2 separate regions of the Homo sapiens genome follow, and region 2 is linked to region 1. A link is a contact called in ENCODE Hi-C or POLR2A ChIA-PET data. All regions are on one chromosome and are shown on one strand. The core of a region is the stretch at or near the end of the contact, and the rest is flanking DNA. Distances in the headings are between cores, read along the strand shown.

Region 1 (2,856 bases), core at 82-2,581:
TACTGAATGAATAAATACCAACCTTGCCTTTGGTCCCGTGCTGGGTGCTACAAGTTAGGTGGTAGGAAGAAAGGGAGGAGAGAAAACTCTATATGAGATCAAGTAGGTTCTGCCCTCAAGGGGTTAATAGTCTCCAAGAGGAAGATGTAAATAAATAACCGTAATTGAAAGTAAGAATCATTCAGTGCCAAAAAGAGTGGGAGGAAGAGGTTGCTGGGCGGGGCGGGGCGGGGGTGGGGGGTTGGGGGGGGTGTTGGGGGGTGAGGGGAGGGGTGGTGGCGAGGGTGGCAGGGGTTGGGGGGGCGGTTAGGATGCAGGGAGAACTTGAAGGAGAGGCAGGCATTCAAATTAGATTTTCCCCCAGTTTAGCATTAACTCTGGCCCCAGTTGCAGTCCATGAATGTGGAAGGGCCCTCCCCTGCCAGGCGCTGAAATTGTGCACGAGCTATTTTTTTTTTCTTGGCTAACAGCTTTCCTCTCACGGTTAATGACTAATCCCAAGGAGCATTAGCTCACTCTGTAAATATGAAATTATAATATAGCAAAATATAACGCTAAAAGCCATCAATCTAATTTTAGTCGCAAAGTTGAAATTTCATAGCAATAGCATTAAAAGAGTTACATTGTTACGATTTCAGTCAACATATAAATGAAATAAAATTGTTCTGGCCTGGCGCGGTGGCTCAGGCCTGTAATCCTAGCACTTCGGGAGGCCGAGGCTGGCGGATCACCTGAGTTCAGGATTTCGAGACCAGTCTGGCCAACATGGTGAAACCCTGTCTCTACTAAAAATACAAAAATTAGCCGGGCGTAGTGGCAGACGCCTGTAATCCCAGCTACTCCGGAGGCTGAGGCGGGAGAATCGCTGGAACCTGGGAGGCAGAGGCTGCAGTGAGCTGAGATCGCGCCACTGCACTCCAGCCTGGGCGACAGAGCGAGGCTCCATCTAAAAAAAAAAATTGTTCTACTTTAAGAAACCTAAAATGACGGCTTAATGGCAGAGTAGTATTACGATATAAAGCATTTAAAATGAACAGAACATGCAGATCTTACTTTTTTTTTTCTTTTCTTTTTTTTTTAGTGTATTGTTGCTCACAGCGAGACAGAGTGTTCTGCTACCCACAGGGCCAGGGCCTCACACAAACCAGCGGGCTCTCCAGGGTGCGCGCGCGATCTACAACCCGCCCCTTGAAAAGGAAAGCGGGGCCCGGGACGCTGCGGGTGTGAGCCGGACCGGCTTAGAGAGGGAAAGTAACCCGAGTCCGCCGCTTCGGGCGGACCCGCCCCCTCCCACGAGTTTCCCTAGACCCTCGGCCCCGCCCTCTCTTTTATTCGGTTTGCAGCAACCGGAGCTGAAACTTTGCAACCCGAGCGCGCACGCTCTGCGCTCGGCCCTGCCAGGGCGGCACGGGAGGGCGGCGCAGGAGGTGGGACCTGCGCCGGGAAGGCTCCGGGACGCCAGCGCACGCGGAGCGGGGACCCCGGAGAGCCAGCAGGCGAGAAGACCGGCCGAGGGAGAGCCGATCGCGCCTCGAGAGATCCGAGGAAGTGGTCGCGGGCCGGGAGGCTCCCGTGCCGAGCCGAGGCCAGGGGTCTGGGGTCGCAGCCCGGCGTGCCTGCAGCTGCCGTCGCTCGGGAGCAGCAGCTGTGCCCGGGATCCCGGCGGCGGCGGGGGAAGGAGGAGCTGCAGCTGGACTGTGGCAGCTGGAGGGAGAGGGCCGGGCTCCCCTGGCGGAGCCGCGCTGGGACGACTGGCTGACCGCGGCCATGCAGTCTTGACGGAGTCGCTCGGGCGCAGGGGAGCAGCCGCGGGCGCGCCCTCCCGGGAAGGGGCACCGGAGCGCAGGCAGCAGCACTTTATCTGCGACTCTCCAGCCCAGCGAGAGGCGAAGCGGTTTACCATGGAACCCGTGACCAAGTGGAGCCCCAAACAAGTGGTGGACTGGACTAGAGGTGCGCGGGCCTTGGGGGGGTCCGGAGTCCTCCAGCCTCGGGGATGGGGCGGACGAGGAGCTGGGGAAGAGGGTACTTGGCCCTTCCTCCCGGCGAGAAGCGGTGAGGGCACAGCCCGGTGACAATGCAAACTTCTGCCGAGTGGCCTGTGCGCTCCTATCTCTCGTACCTGCTCCGAGCTCTTCCTTTCCAGGGTGCGGATTGTGGCAAGCCGAGGGGAGCCCTATCTTTAAACCAGGGAGTAGGGGTGGCCTTTCTGTGGCGGTTGAGGGCTGGGGATGCCGATCTCGGGACTCGGCACTCGGGCCGGGGGGCGCTCTCCCTGCCTGGCCCCGGTGCGGTGCCCGGCGACCCGGGGGCCCGAGTGCAGAGGCACAAGGTGCCTTTGTGTGGGTGACTCCCGCGGGACCTCGTCCATGCCGCCTGCCCAGAGCCGTCCGCAGGCGTGACAGGGCTGTCGGACAGGTAGAGGGAGACTCCGGCGGGTCCGCCGAGCCTGTCTGTTTTTGTTGGAGAAGGCGAGAGGGCCGCGCAAAAGCCAACACCATAGCATTTGCGCCAGGGAGAAACCTCGAGCCAGGACTCCCCGGGAGGCAGTGACTTTTGCTCCGGGAGGCGCCAGTATCCCCGGTGGCGCTGCATTTTCAGGCCACATGTAAGCACTGGGAAGGAGAAATATAATTGTTTGGAACCACTGTCTTGATTCATACAATATTTGGGATGAGGAAGGCAGTGGGGCTGGGGCGGTGGGGGGGTGGTGGGGGGAATGAGCAGAGGTAGAAGCTTGTCCTCCTAGCTGGCTCGCTTACTTTTCAATGTCTCCTACGATTTCGAGGGAAAGGTACTAGAGTTTACTCAACCCTTTTCTGTACTTTCAAGAGAACAAAGTCCACCAAGAACAAT
Region 2 (2,926 bases), core at 218-2,717, 83 kb before region 1:
ACTGCATTCCAGCCTGGGCGACCGAGTGAGACCCCTATCTCCAATACGTACATACATACATAAAAAATAAAACCAGTGAAACATCAGTTCAGAGTCTTCTGTAAAAGACTCAGGGAAGGAGAAAGGGCCAAAGGACCAGAAACTGCTGAACATGCTTTTCCGAATGGCCAGAGAGGATGGGGAAATCACTATTAGTAACATGCTGTCCACTCAGCTTATGGGTAGGAGCCAGATCTGATGACTGACACCATGGCCAAACGCCATTTTTTTAAATCTTTTTTGATGAAGTCTCGCTCTGTCATTCAGGCTGGAGTGCAGTGGCATGATCTCTGCTCACCGCAACCTCCGCCTCCTGGGTTCAAGCAATTCTCCTGCCTCAACTTCCCAAGTAGCTGGGACTACAGATGTGCAGTATCATGCCCAGCTAATTTTTTTTTTTTTTTTTTGAGACAGAGTCTTGCTCTGTTGCCAAGCTGGATTTCAGTGGCTCTATCTGGACTCACTTCAACCTCCACCTCCCAGGTTCAAGCGATTCTCCTGCCTCAGCCTCCCGAGTAGCTGGGACTACAGGTGCATGCCACCACGCCCAGCTCATTTATTGAGCTGGTTTCACCCTGTTGGCCTGGCTGCTCTTGAACTCCTGACATCAGGTGATCCATCCACCTACCTCAGCCTCCCAAAGTGCTGGGATTACAGGAGCCACTGCAAACGGCCGGAACTGGTTTCAAATGCAAATCTGATCTATCACTCAGCCTCTGCCTCCCAGGTTCCAGCGATTCTCTTGCCTCAGCCTCCTGAGTAGCTGGGATTACAGGAACATGCCATCACACCCGGCTAATTTTTGTATTTTTAGTGCAGACAGGGTTTCACCATGTTGTCGAGGCTGGTCTCGAACTCCTGACCTCAGGTGATCCCCTACCCCTGCCTCAGCCTCCCAAAGTGTTGGGATTATAGGCGTGAGTCCCCGCGCCAGGCCCCAAACACCATTTTCTCATGAGTGGTGCTTCACATGGCTTCTTCCCAGATCTGCTTTCACTCAACTCTTTGCCCTAGGTTTTCCGAGTTCCTTGATTACCTTTGCTTGGGGTGGGAGATGGGCCTTCCTTATGCTTTAAAAAATTACCTATTTATTTTTCAGACGAGTGCAACAAGGATTTATTAAATGTAATTATATAATTTATCTGAAGGTTCCTCGAACACATAAATTGTAGGCTAAACTCTCAACCATAATCTCTAGGGTGTTTCTCAAATTCTTAGGTTTTACTGGAATTCACGGGAGTTCCATCGTATAAGCTTCTCTGTGGAATAAATGGGAGAAAGGCTTGCAAGCAGAGGTAGAACTCCTGCTGAAGGTGGTTAGAAATTGGGATTTATATTGACAGCACAGACACCGCCTGGGACTGCGCCTGGTGAGGCAGGAGATCTGGTTACTCTAGCAGTAAGAGTCTGTGACCTTCATAAAAGTAGAAAGCAATGTGCCCAGTTCACCGTCTGCGTGTGTGTTAGAGGCATAAGCAAGGTTCTCAAGGGTAAAGAGAGCCAGATCTGAGTTTGCTGGCTGAACTTACCTTACATGGTGCTGGGGAGAGAGCTGGGGGAGGGAAGGCAGGCGGGGATTACTCACAAGGATTCAGAGTCCGCCCCATGACATAGATTGATAGCTCCCTATGGGGCTTTGGTGAGCCCTACACCTTTTAAAATTTCACATAAAGCTTCGACTGGAGAAGCATCTGAACCACATACCAGCAAATCTCTGGACACGGCAACACATTCAGACTCTTCTATTTGAGGAAAACATTGGCCAAAACAAGTAGGGCTTTTCTTCAATTCAGCTTCCTAGTGGTCATGATCTTTGCAGCCCAGAAAGCAAAATTTAAGCAGACTTCTTTTGGTGACTTGTTTTGTTTTGTTGTTTTAAAAATGGTATAATTATTTTTTAAAGCTTGTACTTCCTTTTTGGCACTCTTACAGAATTGCCACCAGGCCTAAGAGCTAGAATGGGAAAAGAAAGAGTAGGTGACAGTGTCACAGAGATGCGAATTAGGGAAAGGTCTTCAATACGGAAATATCTTTAATATCCTGCCTGGCTACGACAGTGACAGGACCTTTCTTGGATAAGCTCTCATGAACCTACGATAATTAGGTTTTATTACGTCATATTGAACAGCCTTTCCTAATACGGCAGCCTTTTCCTAATGCGGTGGTGCTCAAGGCTCTCCCTGATTTTATTCCTGCTTATCTCTCTAGCCCTGTCTCTCAAACTCGCTTCAGTCATAGTGTATGTTCTAGATATATTCAACCTCTTCTAGTGCTCTTCCCCCAACGCCCCACATAGAAGTCAGTAAAGACATTAAGAAGAGTTATTTTAGATCTCCAGTTCCTTTTAATTGCTATCTTCTCTGTAGAGAATGTTCTTCCTTTGACCTCACTCCTTCTCTGGTTTTAACTCTCAGTGGTCACTGCTTCCAGGAAGCCCTCCCAAACTCCCTCTCTTACTCCTCCCCAGGCTGAGTTAGGATTCCTTCTCTTTGCCTCCTTAATATCTATGTAGCTAGAACTTTGCGCTATATTATTTTATAACTACCATATACATTCATGAGTGGATGAATCAATGTTTGTCACCATTGGACTAAAAGCAAATTAATTTTTTTTTTGAGACAGGGTCTGGCTCTATCACCCTGGGTGGAGTGCAGTGGTGTGATCTCAGCTCACTGCAAGCTCCACCTCCCAGTCTCAAGCCATCCTCCCACCTCAGCCTCCCAAGTAGCTGGGACTACAGGCACGTGCCACCACTCCTGGCCAGTTTTTTGTATTTTTAGTAGAGATAGGGTTTTGCCATGTTGTCCAGGCTGATCTTGAACTGGTAAGCTCAAGTGATCTCCCTGCCTCAACCTCCCAAAGTGCTGGGATTACAGGCGTGAGCTAC

Evidence for each region. A loop is a pair of places that touch in the nucleus more often than their neighbours do. ChIA-PET counts read pairs that join two places held with the same protein, here RNA polymerase II (POLR2A). Pooled maps may share reads with other maps.
Region 2: a map of heart right ventricle shows a loop between it and region 1 (6-fold over the local background). The contact joins the enhancer-like site here to the promoter of CNKSR3 in region 1. A Hi-C loop is called at or near these places in 17 of 168 maps with a recorded cell type or tissue (Caco-2, K562, Right ventricle myocardium inferior and 8 more), 24 of 37 single-sample maps with no recorded cell type and 24 of 50 pooled maps. POLR2A ChIA-PET finds 5 or more read pairs at or near these places in 5 of 52 experiments (HEK293T, RWPE1, activated CD4-positive, alpha-beta T cell and 2 more).

What each region holds. Positions count from the first base shown.
Region 1 is chr6:154,509,160-154,512,015 of GRCh38, reverse strand. It overlaps CNKSR3 (CNKSR family member 3), which reads left to right and starts at 1,331. Exons shown (of 13, transcript NM_173515.4): 1 at 1,331-1,953. The coding sequence starts at 1,902. LOC101928868 (a long non-coding RNA gene) reads right to left here and starts at 1,225. Exons shown (of 2, transcript XR_001744422.2): 1 at 1,054-1,225.
Region 2 is chr6:154,591,937-154,594,862 of GRCh38, reverse strand. No RefSeq gene overlaps it. Among named protein-coding and RNA genes, the nearest start is that of CNKSR3, 83 kb to the right of the region's middle. Within about 2 kb of position 1,467, at least 6 of the 41 ENCODE cell types and tissues checked have a DNase peak (open chromatin) inside an H3K27ac peak, as active enhancers do; they include heart right ventricle, where a contact is called at or near this core.